Linked DNA regions of Homo sapiens: all the other regions are linked to region 3. Evidence: chromatin loops called from intact Hi-C (ENCODE). Cell type or tissue: PC-3. All regions are shown on one strand.

Region 1 (5,000 bases), 74 kb before region 3:
CAACCCTGCCAATACCCTAATTTTGAACTTTTGGTCTCCAGAAATTTGAGAAAATAAATTTTTGTTGTTGTAAGCCACCAAGTTTGTGGTAATTTGTTATGGAAGCCCTGGGGAAAAGAGACAATCTTGAAACAGCCTTGCATGCACAAGAATGGACTCCCCAGCTCAGGCATCACAACTGTGACCTCACCCCATGAAATCAATTGTCCTTTGGTTACCCCTTAAGCCAACAGATGTGTACACCAGCTCAGTCACCTGTCAAAACAGACCTGAGGATGAGGCCCATTTTGGTCCTTTCAGGCTGCTATAACAAATGTTCTTAATCTACTTAATTTATAAATAACAGAAATTTATTGCTCACAGTTCTGGAGGCTGTGAAGTCCAAAATCAAGACACTAGCAGATTGATGTCTGGTAAGAAATAGCCCTCTCTGCTTCTAAGATTGTTCCTTCTTGCTATGTACTCATATGACAGAAGGGATGAACAAGAAACCATGGGTCTTTTTTCTAAGGGAATTCATCCCATTCATGAGGGCTCCATCCATGTGGCTTAATCACCTTCCAAAGACCTCATTTCTTAATACTACTGCATTAGGAATTAGGTTTTAACATATGAATTTTGGGGGACACAAACATTCAGACAATAACAAGGCTCAAGCCGGCTTGAAAGTGGCTTGAGGTTGTTGAGACAGGGAGTTCTGGGTATGCATATATAATCTTGAAGGATGTAGGTTCTGATTGATACCTCCCTTTGGCCTTGTGGAATCCTTGCCCCATAGACAGCTGAAGGAGTATCAGAGTGGAACTTGCCAAAAGCTCCTTGCTTAGTTCTAAGAGTGTGTGTTGGTTAATTTTATATGTCAACTTGACTGGGCTAAGGAATACCCAGATAGCTGGCAGAAAATTATTTCTGGGCATGTCTGCAAAGATGTTTCCAGAAGAGATTAGCATTTAAATTAGTCTAATAAGTAAAGCAGATCTACCCTCACAAATATGGTTGGTCATCATCCAATCCATTAAGGGCCTGCCTAGAACAAAATGTGGAGGAAGGACAAATTTACCCTTTCTGTTTGAGCTGAACCATTCATTTTTTCCAATTCTCAGACATAGATGCTTCTGGTTTATGGGCCTTCAGACTCATACTGGGATTTATATTATTGGCTCCATTGGTTCTTCAGCCTTTTGGCTTTGAGTAGAACTGGCTTTCCTGGGCCTCCAGTGTGTTGATAGCAGATTGTGGGACTTCTCAGCCTCCATAATCATTTGAGCCAATCCCTCATTATAAATCTATTTCTGTATATCTATATATGTCATATTGGCTCTGTTTCTCTAGAAAACCCTGATGAATACAAGGTGGTACTGCTAATGGTCTCTTTCTGTCTAGGTTATTTAACTTCTTAGCAGCATTTTATTCAGTTAATCACTATCTCCTCCTCTGTTCTCTGAAACACTTTTCTCATTTGGTGCCTGCGGTCTCTCACTCTCCTAGTGTTATTGCCACCTTCTTGGCCACTCTTTTCAGTTTTCTTTGCTGGTTGTTCTTCTTTAAATGTTGGAGTGCCCTACCTTCTTTATGTAGCTATACTCTATCTTTAGTATTCTCTTTTCTCTCTCCCTTTTTTTTTTTTTTAGACAGGGTCTCATTCTCTTGCCCAGAATGGAGTGTAGTGGCATGATGTTGGCTCACTGCAACCTCAACCTCCTGAACCTCCTGTGTTCAAGTGATTCTCCTGCCTCAGCCTCTTGTGTAGCTGGAATTACAGGCATGTGTCACCATACCTGGCTAATTTCTGTATTTTTAGTAGAGACGAGGTTTCACCATGTTGGCCAGGCTGGTCTCAAACACCTGACCTGGAGGTGATTCGCCTGCCTTGGCCTCTCAAAGTGCTGGGATTACAGGTATGAGCTATCGTGCCCAGCCTCCTTCTTTCTTTCTTTTTATTTTTAAAATGAAAGCAAGTTTATTAAGAAAGTAAAGAAATAAAAGAATGGGTACTCCATAGCCAGAGCAGCAGCATGGGCGGCTTGACTGGGTATACTTATTTTTTGATCATAGTGGTGGATTATTCATGAGTTTTCCAGGAAAAGTGTGGGTAATTCCTAGAACTGAGGGTTCCTCTTCTTTTTAGACCATAAAGGTTAACTTCCTGACATTTCCATGGAATTTGTAAACTGTCATAGTGTGGGTGGGAGTGTCTTTTAGCATGCTAATGCATTATAATTAGCATATAATGAGTAGTGAGGATGACTAGGTCACTTTCATTGACATCTTAGTTTTGGCGGGTTTTGGCAGGCTTCTTTACTACATCCTGTTTTGTCAGCAAAGTCTTTGTGACTTATATCTTGTACTGACCTCCTATTTCATTCTGTGACTAAGAATGCCTAACCTCCTGGGAATGCAGCCCAGTAGGTCTCAGGCTTATTTTATCCAGACTAATATGGTTTGGCTCTGTATCCCCACCCAAATTTCATGTCAAATTGTAATTTTCAATGTTGGGGGAGGTACCTGGTGGGAGGTGACTGGATTTTGGGGGTGGATTTTCCCCTTGCTGTTTTTATGATAGTGAGTGAGCGCTCATGAGATATGGTTGTTTGAAAGTGTGTAGAACTTTCCCCTTCACTCTCTCTTCCTCCTGCTCTGGCCATGTGAAGACGTGCCTTTCTTCCCCTTCACCTTCCACCATGATTGTAATTTTCCTGAGGCCTCCCCAGCCATGCAGAACTGTGAGTCAATTAAATCTCTTTTCTTTATAAATGACCCAGTTTCAGGTATGTCTTTATAGCAGTGTGAGACTCGACTAAAACACAGCCCCTATTCAAGATGGAGTCACTCTGGATGGAATGCCTCGGACATATTCCCCCCTCCCTTTTACAAGGGGACCCTTAATTCTAAGGGTTGCAGAAGGATGAAGATCCATCTTCTATAACTTCTTCAGACTGAATAGAGGTGATGATATTTCTGCCTATTAGGGTATCTTGTATTCAGTGTAGAGAGGAGCTCATTCTGAAAGCATCAATATGGTGAGGGCCATCTATAACTCTGAGTTCTGACCAAAGGTGATATCCATCCCTCTTGTTTGTTCTGAGCTGAAACCAAAGTTCACTGGTTGGTTCAAAGGAATAAGCAGGGTCAGTTGCAGGTCAAGAACTCTATACAGCTGGGGTTCCCAACCCCTGGGCCATGGACTGATACCAGTCTGTGGACTGTTAGGAATTGGGCTGCACAGTAGGTGGTGAGTGGTGAGCATGTGTGCAAAGCTTCATGTTTATTTACTGTTGCTCCCCATCACTTGCATTACTGCCTGAGCTCTGCCTCTTGTCAGACGAGTGGTGGCATTAGACTCTCATAGAATTGTGAGCCTTATTGTGAACTGCACATATGAGGGATCTAGGTTGCATGCTCCTTATGAGAATCCAATGCCTGATGATCTGTCAGTGTCTCCCATCATCCCTAGATGAGACTGTCTGGTTGCAGGAAAACAAGCTCAGGGCTCCCACTGATTCTACATTATGGTGAGTTGTATAATTATTTCATGATATTATATGTTACAATGTAATAACAATAGAAATAAATTGCACAAAAAATTTAATGTGCTTGAATCATCGTGAACCCCCACACCCCACCCCAGTGAAAAAGTAGTCTTCCATGAAACCGATCACTGGTGCCAAAATTGTTGGTGACCACTGCTGTACAGGGACTATGTAGACAAAATATGAGGCCAGTTTTCCAAACAGGATTTGATCGGCTCTATGAGTAAAATTTGATTCCTTAAAAGTGTGTTTTTATCTAAAAGCCTTGGTAGGAAAACCAGTGTCTCAAATTGTGTCCCAAAGTGTCACCAATTGTTGGCTAATTGGTGCTGCAGTCAATTTCCTTGGGGTTGGGGGGTCTCTTTAGTATAATCCCTTTGTGGTTCATCAGGAAGATGTTACTGGAAAAGGGTCTGATCTAGACCCCAACAGAGAGTTTTTGGACCTCACACAAGAAAGAATTTGGGGGAAGTCCATAGAGTAAGGTGAAACCAAGTTTATTAAGAAAGTAAAGGGATCAAAGAATGGCTATTCCATAGGCAGGACAGCCTATCTTTAGTATTTTCATGCAGTTTTTTTTAAATGCTCATGTCTATCAAATTTGTATCTTTAGCTCAGCCCTCTCCTGAACTCCTGACTTTTGTATTCAATTATGTTTTATGTCTCCATTTGGAGAATCTAGTAGGCTTCTAAGAATTCACATGTCCAAAAGCACTCTTCAGTACCCCTAAACTTGTACCTCCACCAGGATTCTCAATCTCCATTAATGTACTTTCACCTATCCCATTGATCAGGGTAAAAATCTTAGAGGTGTTCTTGAGTCTCCCTCTTACTCTCTGCATCCAATTAGTTGGCAAATTATCAGTTGGGTTTCTAAAATACATCCTAAATCTGACAACTTATTTTCATCTTCATTTTTATTAATTTAAACCTTGGCCAAGCCAGAGACTGGGTTTCTCCCTAGTCTTGTGTGCACACAGTTTTGCACACAGGACAAATGGAAGTAATAAATAAAGTATCTAAACCAGATTATATCACTCTTCAGCTAAAGCCTTAATTGGCTTCCATCATGCTTTGAATAACATCCCAAATCCTCTCTATGGCCTCTGTGACTTGCCCTTGCTCACCTTAGTCTTCATCCCCACCACTCTTCCCTTTGCTCACTGTAGTCCAGCCACACTGACACTCTTCCATTCTCAAACATGCCAAGCTTAATTCTGCCTCAGAGACTTCTGTGATTCTGATTCTCTCTTCTCAGACCTCAGATGTTTGCATTCAGGGTCCCCTCGTTTTTGAGGTTTCTGCATTCTGTTCTCCTATTTAAAATAGACATGTAATTACCCAGCTAACTCTCTATCCAATTACCTTGTTTTAATTTTTTCATAGTACTCATCTCTAAGCTCCATAGGTTGGAAATTGTATGTTTTGTTATAGTGTCTTCAGCACCAATAACTGTGTCTGTCAGAGAGA
Region 2 (5,000 bases), 65 kb before region 3:
TGTATTGGGTTCCCTCTTACTAAACTCTGGAATAATGGCTCTCAGTGAGGCAGTACTGCCTCCTGTGGGGGATAGACTGAAAATTAATGGAGACTTTTGTGCTTAACACAATGATTGAGGGTGTTACTGGAATTTTGTGGAGGAGGGACCAGTATGCTAATGTCATGTAATTCAAGAACAGTATCATACAATAAAGGATTGTCTCTCCAGATGTTTACACCGATGAAAATAAGAAAAAAAGAGAATTGCCTGCATTCACATAACTTGTTAAAATTTGCACAAATTTATGGGGTACAAATGCAATTTTGTTACATGCATAGATTGTGTAGTGGTCAAGTAAGGACTTTTAGAATATCCATCACCTGAATAACATATATTGTACCCATTAAGTAATTTCCCATCATCTACCCCCAGCCCACTCCCTCCCCTTTCCAAGTCTCCGTTGTCTGTCATTTCACTTTCTACATCCACATATACACATTTTTAGTACCCACTCATGAGTGAGAACATGTGATATTGCACTTTCTGTGTCTAGCTTGTTTCACTTAACACAATTACTTTTATTAATAGTTCTATCCATGTTGCTACAAAAAACATGGTTTCATTTTTTTTGGCTGAATAATATTCCATTGTGTGTATATACCACATTTTCTTTTCTAATCATCCATTGATGGACACTTAAGTTGATCCTGTATCTTTGCTATTGTGAATAGTGCTGTGACAAACAATGAGTGCAGGTAGCTTTCTGATACACTGATTTTTTTTCCTTTGGGTAGATACCCAGCACTGGGATTGCTGGGTTGAATGATAGTTCTATTTTTAGTTCCTTGTGAAATTTCCATGCTGTTTTCCATAGACATTGTACTAATTTACATTCTTTTGTGGATGAAAGCTTGCTCACTTAAATTGTGTGCTGCCTGGGTAAGGCACATCACCTGGAAGGGGTTGTGTTCTGAGGAAAAGGTGATGGGAGCAAAGACTGGATTCGACTTCTCTCCCTGCAGGGTTATATATGGCAGAAAGGTCACATCTGGGGAACTGGGGCCTATGAAGCCTGGCTCTGTGTGTGGCCCAGCTGTTGAGGAACTAGGAAGCAACCACTGATCTTGTGCCTCTTCTGTAGACTATGTGGGTTTGTTTTCCTTGAACAAGTTCACCTCATGAGGTAACCTCATGAGAGACTCTGATCCAGATCCACTTAGCTGAGCCTCTCCCAGGGTCCTGACAGACAGAAAGTGTGAGATAAATAAATGTCTGTTGTTTTAGGCTGCTTAATTTTGGGACAATTTGTAACAGCGATAGATAACCAATACATACTAGTTAACAATTCTGTATATTTTTCCTGTTCAAATTGCTGGTTTGCTTTCTGTTTCCTGACTGACATAAACATGGAAATAAACATAAAAGAAATTTTAAAAATAATAATAAGGTTTACTAGGAGGAAAAATCTCAAACTACTTTAAGTTGGAATATTGATATTATTTATGAGTTCAGATAAAATAGCACCAAACTAAAGTGATTATTTCTATGTATCAATCTGTTTAAGGGTAATTTTATGTGCTCTATATCTATGAAATTTGATAAATAAATTTCTTTATGTCAGTAAGAAATTCAATTTAATTAAATCACTTTTTAGACTCTCAAAAGGAGAAACATATTAAAAAAGACATGTTTTATATGCATATATTTTAAAAAGACATATATATGTATACACACATATGTACACACACATCTGTGCACACACCCATATAAAATGAAGAAAACACCAAGTTCCAATATCAATCCTTTAAGTAAAAACATATTTGTTCTTAACATAAAGTGAAGTATCTGAGTTATACAACATGTATCAGCTCGTAGGCTTTAACAGACTGTCGGTGTTTTACCCTACACAGCCTATCTTTTGATATCAGGTGTAAAGTTACTGATAGCTCTAACATCTGACTTTTGCACTGTGGCCAAAAAATGGCTTTCGGGGCTGAGGTCCTGGACCTTACAAGTTAAATAGTTTATTTTTGAGAGGATGGAAGTTTAATTTTATAGTTTCTGCAGAACTGGAAGCCCTTCATTAAAAATGACTCTGGCTATTTATTCACTAGTCATTCCAAGCCTGTGAAATAATCACCCTTCCAATCATAAGCAAGTAAGGGGGTGACCATGAAGTCAGCTATTTGTTGGACTTCAGGTAGCTGAGAAAGTCAGAGATTGGCTACGGCTATTTGTAACACTGGTTTCCATTACAAGATGGCATAGAAAGCAATAATTTAAGATTACCAAAGAAAAATTTCAAGGATTTATGAAAGAATATGGTGGTAAATCAGAGTATAAGTAAATTGCCAAAGATGAGTCTAGTAAGTGGTGGAGCTGAGATTTAAATTCAGGTGCTCTGGCTTTAAAGTCCTTGTTCTTAATAGGTATAGGTATTTAGGGAAAGGAATATCAGGGGATGTAAGGTAGAGAATGATGTATCCCTTAAGGCCTGACTTCCTGCATGAATCCTTGTTGAATAATTTTAGCTGGATGTAATCCCTCCCAGCTCTGAACAACTCTAACTCATAGTGTCCATTCCAGTACTCCTGTGATATTTTTCATAAATGGCAACATAATACAGTTATTTCTGTATACAGCTTATAAATTGAGATTTATTTAAGTTATTCAAAAAATTTCGTGCATAATTTGAAGTTTTACAAGTCAAATTTTAAATAGATTGTTGAGATTTCTATATATAGCAACTTCGACAAAATTACAAGTAGGTACAGCATTAGGTGGGTCAATCCCGTTTTTAGGAATTCATTTTACAGATATACTTGCAAAATGATAGATGTACAAGGTTATTCTTTGCAGAATTGTTTGTAATAGCAAAAAACTGATGATGCATCTCTAGGAGTCATAAATGTTTTTCCTCAAATATTTACATTTCTTCCCCCCTGGGTGGGATTGCCTTTCTTGACTCTTTTATGGCTGGATAGGGCCATGTGATGAGTTGTGAACAGAAATATGTGTCTCATTTTGAGGTCAGGGCATTTAATAGGCAGGGTGGGGCCCTCTAGAACTTTTTCTTCTCTGCCACAGTAACTGGCAATGTTTGAGATGAAAACTGTTCCATTAGCCCGGGTCAGACATGATATGGAATAGAATACCAGGTCAAAACTGCCACTGACATGTAGCATGAGTGTAAAATGATCCTTTGTTTTTAAAAAAACCACAAATATTTTGTCATTGTAGTGAAGCTCAAAAAACCTTTGTAAAGTCAAAGTAGCAGCTTCGTATTGAGGAGTTCTCAGGAATAATGGAAGAAATTTGCAAAGAAATCTTTATTAGGATGGGTTTCCAGGTATCCCTTAAACAATTCACAATTAGGCTATTAATAAGGCCTCAGATAAAATAGGAGTACTGAAAGCTTTTGCAGTTTATCAAATCCTAATCTGAGCAAAATCTAGAAGTTGAAAAGATGTAAGAAAATGCATTAATTTGTGTTCTTTGTAATTTGAAGTTATCTAAATTGAATAATTATTTTCAGAATGTACCTTTCATTTAAAATTATTCATGGTGTTTTACTTGCATGTTTCTTATAGTTGTACTAAATGATGTGTGTTAGTCATGTGACACCAACTGACAGATTCAGACTATGCAGGTAAGCAATTGATCTTACAAATTTATTAAGGTGTCTGACATACTTGTGTAGAAACACAATAGAATACAAACCTTAATTAATGTGTAGGAGTTTTTTATGTTTAAAGAAGTGTTGTGGCTAGGTGTGGTGGCTTGCACCTATAAACCCAGCACTTTGGGAGGCCGAGGTGGGAGGATCACTTGAGTCCAGGAACTTGAGACCATCTTGGGCAACATAAAGAGACCCCCAACTCCACAAACAAATAAAAAATTAGCTAGATGTGGTGGCATGGGCCTGTGGTTCTGCTACTTGGGAGGTAGAGGTGGGAGAATGGCTGGAGCCTGGGTTTTGGAGGCTGCAATGAGCTATGATCATGCCACTGTACTACAGCCTGGGTGACACAGTGAGACTCTGTCTCAAAAAAAAGTGTTGTTCCTTAAGTGGTTAATTTTAGGGGCCTCATTTTAAGCATAAGGAAATCATTTTGCCTTAAAAGAAGAGAATAGTTTTCTCTTATTCACATTTTTATATACATTAATCATTATCCCAACGATGGTCAATTACCAGTTTGTTCCTTTTTCCCAGCTCATTAACTCTGAGGCTTATTTTTTTTTCTAGATTCTAAATATTCATCATGTTCAAATCAGCTTTGTGCTGCTTTCTCTGAATCACTTTTTATTTTAGTTTGAGCTTTCAAACTCCTGTTTCATACCCGGCATCTGTCTGTCTGTCTGTCTGTCTGTCTGTCTGTCTATCTATCTATCTATCTATCTAAGAACATGAAACTGCTGTTTGATTGAAAATATTGATAAAGGCAATCGAGCCAAACCCATTTTCCTCTGCAGGCTACTTCCTGTACTCAATTGTCATGAACAGCATGGTGGGCTCACTGCTTTCAGTAATTATTAAACTGGTTCTTTCCTTTCCCTTAGAACTCTCACTAGGGTGTGAGGATAGCATTGGGCTTTTATATGGGAATGGAAAATTCCAGCTGCATTATGCATGTCATACAAAGCAGGGCATCAACACCTTTTCTGGATCTTTCCTGTTTTCCTTGATTTAAAGCCATTTTTTTTAATGAGGTCAGTGGGTATAGTCAAGTGACACAAGAAAGTTTCTTAATGATATAGAAACAGAATTTTAAAACCTGTAACAACAACATCAACAAAATCAAACCATGTTTGATATCCTCATTGCAATAAAAAAAAATCAAACCAATATAACAGGTTGTTAAATCAAATGCACATTTAGAAATTGTTAGTTATTTCTGGGAAAATCAAACGTTCTTAAAAGTATTTTTGTCTGTATTTATGCTCTGTGATCTCATTTGTAGGGAATTGCTAAGCCATATACATTTACCAGAAGGAAATTCTTTTTTTTGTACAGGTTA
Region 3 (5,000 bases):
TGTACCTAATTATGAACACTTTGTATGGTTATTCCTAAAGCCTGCATTTGCTTTCTTAAGGCTAATTTCCCTAGTTCCTGGGGGTCACCTTTAATTTGAGCTATGATTTGGGGGTGGCTGACCAAACAAAATCTTATAGAGCAAATACCCAGTTTATTTGGTGGGGGTGCACCTGACTCGGAGGAGGACCATAGGCAAAAACCTGATGCTATCTCTAATGAATTTCCTGGCAATATTTCTTCAGTAGCTGCTTGAGTGTCCAGTTCATACGTTCTACCTTTTCCTGAACTTTGCAGCTGATACGCTGTATGTAACTTTCATTTTATTTTTAACAGTCTTGTTAAATTTTGCACTATTTCAGCTACAAATGCTGGCCCATTGTCTGAATATAAAGTTAGAGGCAGTCCAAACCTGGGGATAATGTTTTTTAACCGTACTTTAGTCACTTCTTGTACTTTTTCTGTCCTGGTGGGGAAAGCTTCAACCTGCCCTGAAAAGGTGCAATCAAGCACTAGCATGTACCAGTAGCTGGCACGGGGCAGTTCTGTAAAGTCTATAAGCAAGTTTTCACAAGGCATGGCTCCTCCTCCTGTTCAGTTTCCCAGAGGAGGGGTTCTTTTTCTCCTCTTTTGTAACTCCATCTAGTGGCTTAGCCATCAGTGAGAAACTGGAATCCAGATATAGCAGAATCCTGCTGCTTTTAACTTCTAATGTGACTGTGGGCTCCTGAAAGCCTAATGAGAAGGTGCTCGGTCTGTCCAAGTCCTTACATCCTTCAGCTTCTGCCAGCCTGATCAGATCAGTATTTGGTTTCTCCAAGGTGTGGCAGCCCTTGGCCAATGGCCTCTTTGTCTCGTGGCCTTGGCCATTTCCCTCATTGCCTTCTGAACATTCATCCTTCCAGTGTCCTTTCTTTTTTCATCTCACACATTAATCTCTTTCTAGCCTTGTCCTGCTCTTGAATCCTTGCCTAACTTGACTTCTTCCACCTCTATGTCTGTGTCCACTGTGTTCTTTCACATTGCTAATCTCTCTTTCTATAATAGCTGTTGCCAACAATTGACCTTTTTCTTAAGCCTTCAATTTACTTTCCTTTTTCCTTCCTGAGTTCTCCTGCTCCTGCAGCCAGCCAGTGGGGCTGGGCATTGGCACGGGCCCTGCCCCTGCACACTGCCATCTGTCTCTCCTGTTTCTTTCTGATTTCCCTTTTACTTTCTTCTTTCCTTTCTCACACTTACTCTTACTTTCTCCTTTCCTTCTTCCTTGCTCTTCTCCTGGCGTCGGTTCCCAGGCCCCTCTTTTTCCAGATAAAGCTGGGCTGGGGAGAGGGACTTAACCCTTGGCATGCCTAGCTGCTGTGCTTGTTGCTTTTGCTCTTTCCCATTTTGTTCCCTGGTCACAGTTAACATACACCTTTGTGGCCACTTTTATAGACTGGGTGGTATTCATGCCTGCAACTTCTGCTTGATGTCACCCTGGGCTTGCCCTACAAATGAAGTATTTACCATATGCTGATGTTCAGCAGAGTTAAATGGGGTGTAAAGCCAGAATGCTTCACAGAATACCTCATAAAACTGACTTAGGCTCTCGTCAGCTCCCTGAAGCACTTCTGAAATCTTCCTTATATTAATTGCTTTCCTTCTACCAACTCTTAGCCCCTGCAGAAGTGCCTCTAGCTAACTCTGCAAATGCTGGAGCTGAGTTGCATCCTCTGGGTCCCAGGTGGGATCCTGGTCATCATAACAGATAAGTCCTTGCATCTTCCTGAGAGGCATTTGCATAGCTTGAGCACAGCCAGATCTGAGACGGCCCACTTGACTCTCTTGACTTCTTTCCGTGGCCTCTCGGGGCTCTGATCCTCCCTTTCGAGGTGAGATCTGGGGGGTGTTAGCTCCTGAATCTGTTTCCTGGGGGGCTGTTGGTCTTGGTAAAAGGGGGGTAGGCTGGGACGTATGGAGAAAGAATTTCTGTTACCTCTGGAGGCTCCTGTAAAACTGGCTTCTCTTGCTCTCTCTAGGATTCTCCCTTTAACTCTGTGTCTGCTGGCAAAGCTGCTCTTACTTTCACTTTTGGCTTTTTTGCTATAAGCCATTAAACAGGGCTGGATCTATGCCAGTTTTGTCTGTATTGTATTTAACCATGAGTCAACATAAAGGAATTTATCTGGGTACACTGGCTGTCCTCTGACCCCTGCCACCACCTTAAATACATGGCCAATTGTTCCTTGTCTATAGTTCCTTCGGTCGGCCATCCAACACCAAAAGTGGGCCATTCTAATTCACAGAGAGTTCTCAACCTCTTAGGGGTTAACTTAACTGTATAATCCCCTGCAAAACCTTTCTTAAGGTTCCGTAACATGCACTCTAGTAGAGTAAGTTTTGATGTTTTGATGACTTTCCTCCCATTCCTCCTTTTACGACACAGCACATTCACTCTTGCACACTCACCCTCTCGTTTTGGCCGGTTACACCGTCTCCTATTATGGGATTTTTCAGATGCTGCTTGACTTTGGAGAGGTTCTTATTCCTACTACAACTCTGACCTGTAGGGCAGCTCCTATTAGCTGTATGCAGATTTCCACTAGTCTTAGTCAGCCCCACACTTTCTTGGAGCACACAGTCCACATTAAGATCTGTGACTCCCCACTTTGCAGCTGATGAGCCTAATTAGGTCCCTGCATTCACACACTTTCACACACTTTTAGTTCTCATGTTTGCAATCGGGGTGGTGAGCCACTCTTGCCCCCTCTAGTTTTGCAGTTGGGGTGGCAAGCCACTCTTGCCACCTCCAGTTCCCAGTTGGGGTGGAGAGCCACTCTTGCCACCTCTAGTTCCCAGTTGGGGTGGCACGCCACTCTCACCACCTCCAGATTACTAGCTGACTTAGTGAGCCACTCTCGTGTCCTGTGTCGGTGGGGTGTGAGTTTCATCTGAATTGGTGAGTCACTCTCATCACCCCCAGCCCCTGTGGGTCAAACTATTCAGCACACCCCAGGAGGTGATCAGGCTCCCCTTCTGTCCAAGGGATGGGTCCTGCCTTAGGCCTCCAAAACCTTACCGCAGTTCCTGAAGCACGCTGTTTTTGAATTCATCCTGTAGTCTCTCTTTAGGTTCCATGGTGCTGCTGGGTAGGGGCACTGGGTCAGGGGAGAGCTGATCTCCCTTCTGGGCTGAAGTCCTCCCGGTGGTGCCTGGGGTCACAGGTTTCCTGAGGCCCGTGCTCCAACCCCAGAGGCAAAGGAGACAGTAAGCCTGCTGTCTCCATTCACTTCGTGGTCACCAAAAATGTTGTAAACTGAGGAATGGTGAGACCAATACCGAGTACAGGAGGATTTGTTTATTTTAGGCACACACTGGCTCAGAGGATTCACGTCCAAAAGCTGATCCCTGAACAAAGACAGAGTGGGGTTTTTATAAGCAGCCTTACAGAAGCAAAATAAAAGCAGTAGCAAAATAAAAGCAGTTAATCATACAGTAATAGGTCACATAATCTATAGCATAACATTAACTTGTGACCTAGCCTGTGGCCTTGTAGCTGCATTAAAAGAAAAACAAGAGCTGGCTAAATACAGATATTTGTAAAACCTAATCATGCTATTCATGCTTAAGAAGCCTGGAAAAAGAGTACCATAAAAGAACCTTTCTCTTTATTTTCTTTCAGCCTTGCTCTGGAAGGGAGGGGGTGTGTCTGCAGCCTATTTTTTTGGCCTTGGCTATTCCAACAGAGTTATCATCTAACTGTCCTTGAAATGAGCTGCTAGGTGAAGGAAAACTTGTTCTTTTTTTTTAACCTTTGCCTTGCCACATTCTGGGCCTTAGCTTTTACTTTTCTTGGAGTGAATAAATGCAGTACTTATTATTATTATTATTTTAAATTTCTGCCTCATGGCAACTACTATTTTTTCTGTATCTATGAATTTGACTACTCTAGACACCTCCTATAAGGGGAATCATAAAGTATTTGTCTCTTTGTATCTGGCTTATTTCACATAGCATAATGTCCTCAAGGTGCATCCAAGTTGTAGCATGTATTAGCATTTACCTCCTTGAGGCTGAATAATATTCAATTGTATGCATGTACCACATTTTGCTTATCCATTTAGTACTCAATAAACACTTGGGTCATTTCTATGTTTTAGCTATTTAGAATAATGCTGCTATTAACATGGGGGTACAAATATCTCTCAAAGTCCCTGCTTTCATTTTTTTGAGTATATAGCCAGAAATGGATTCACTGGATTACATGGTAACTCTGTTTTTGATTTTTCAAAGTTATTGCCATGCTGTTTTCCACAGTGGCTGTACTATTTTACTTTCTGAGCAGCAGCGCACAAGGGTTTCAACTTTTCCACTTCCTTACTAATATTTGTTATTTTCTTTTTCTTTTTAATATTAACAACCCTAATGGAAGTGAAGTGTTATCTTGCAGTTTTGACTTGCATTTCCCTAATGATTAATGACGTTGAATATCTTTGCTATTTGTGTGTCTCCTTTGGAGAAATGTCCATGCAAATCCTTTGTCTATTTTTGAATAAGGTTATTTGTTTTCTTTTATTGCTGTTGAGTTTTAGGAGTTCTCTATATATTCTGGATATTAATCTCATATTAGATACACGAGTTGCAAATATTTCCTCTCATTGTGTACATTGCCCTTTTACTTTGTTAATATAGTCTTTTGATTTAAAGACATTTAAAATTATTCTTGGGCAGTTTCCCTCAGCTTTGTCTGACGGAAGCTGCTGGGCTTCTGCTTCCAGCTGGTGGAGGGTGAGGCATTGCCAATAGTGGCCAGGCATCCAGTGCTGGTAGCCTGCATCTGTGCCCCACCCGCAGCACCCTGAGCCCACTATTTCTGCCGTAGGCAGCCCAACCAGCGGCCGAGATGTAGGCCATCAAGTATGTGGTGGTGGGAGATGGAGCTGTAGGGAAAACTTACCAACTCATCAGTGATCAGCTATACAACCTGGAGAATATATCCCTATTGTCTTTGACAATCACTAT

What was found. A loop is a pair of places that touch in the nucleus more often than their neighbours do. Peaks named below come from ENCODE experiments on the same cell type or tissue, not always from the same donor. Only the 100,000 strongest peaks of a DNase experiment are listed, where the experiment ranks them.
Region 1: a loop joins it to region 3, with 7 times the contacts of the local background. A loop is called at or near these places in 2 of 110 quality-filtered maps.
Region 2: it touches region 3 in a loop (5-fold over the local background); 3 of 110 quality-filtered maps call a loop at or near these places.

Annotation. Positions count from the first base shown.
Region 1 is chr6:85,790,144-85,795,143 of GRCh38, forward strand. No RefSeq gene overlaps it. Among named protein-coding and RNA genes, the nearest start is that of SNHG5, 110 kb to the left of the region's middle. In PC-3, no CTCF peak of the experiment used is centred here; a DNase peak (open chromatin) is centred at 2,328; H3K27ac peaks cover 1,262 bases.
Region 2 is chr6:85,799,375-85,804,374 of GRCh38, forward strand. No RefSeq gene overlaps it. Among named protein-coding and RNA genes, the nearest start is that of SNHG5, 120 kb to the left of the region's middle. In PC-3, a CTCF peak has its summit at 52; a DNase peak (open chromatin) is centred at 2,967; H3K27ac peaks cover 1,006 bases.
Region 3 is chr6:85,864,063-85,869,062 of GRCh38, forward strand. It overlaps the pseudogene LOC100133102. Among named protein-coding and RNA genes, the nearest start is that of SNHG5, 190 kb to the left of the region's middle. In PC-3, no CTCF peak of the experiment used is centred here; a DNase peak (open chromatin) is centred at 2,109; H3K4me3 peaks cover 1,885 bases; H3K27ac peaks cover 1,450 bases.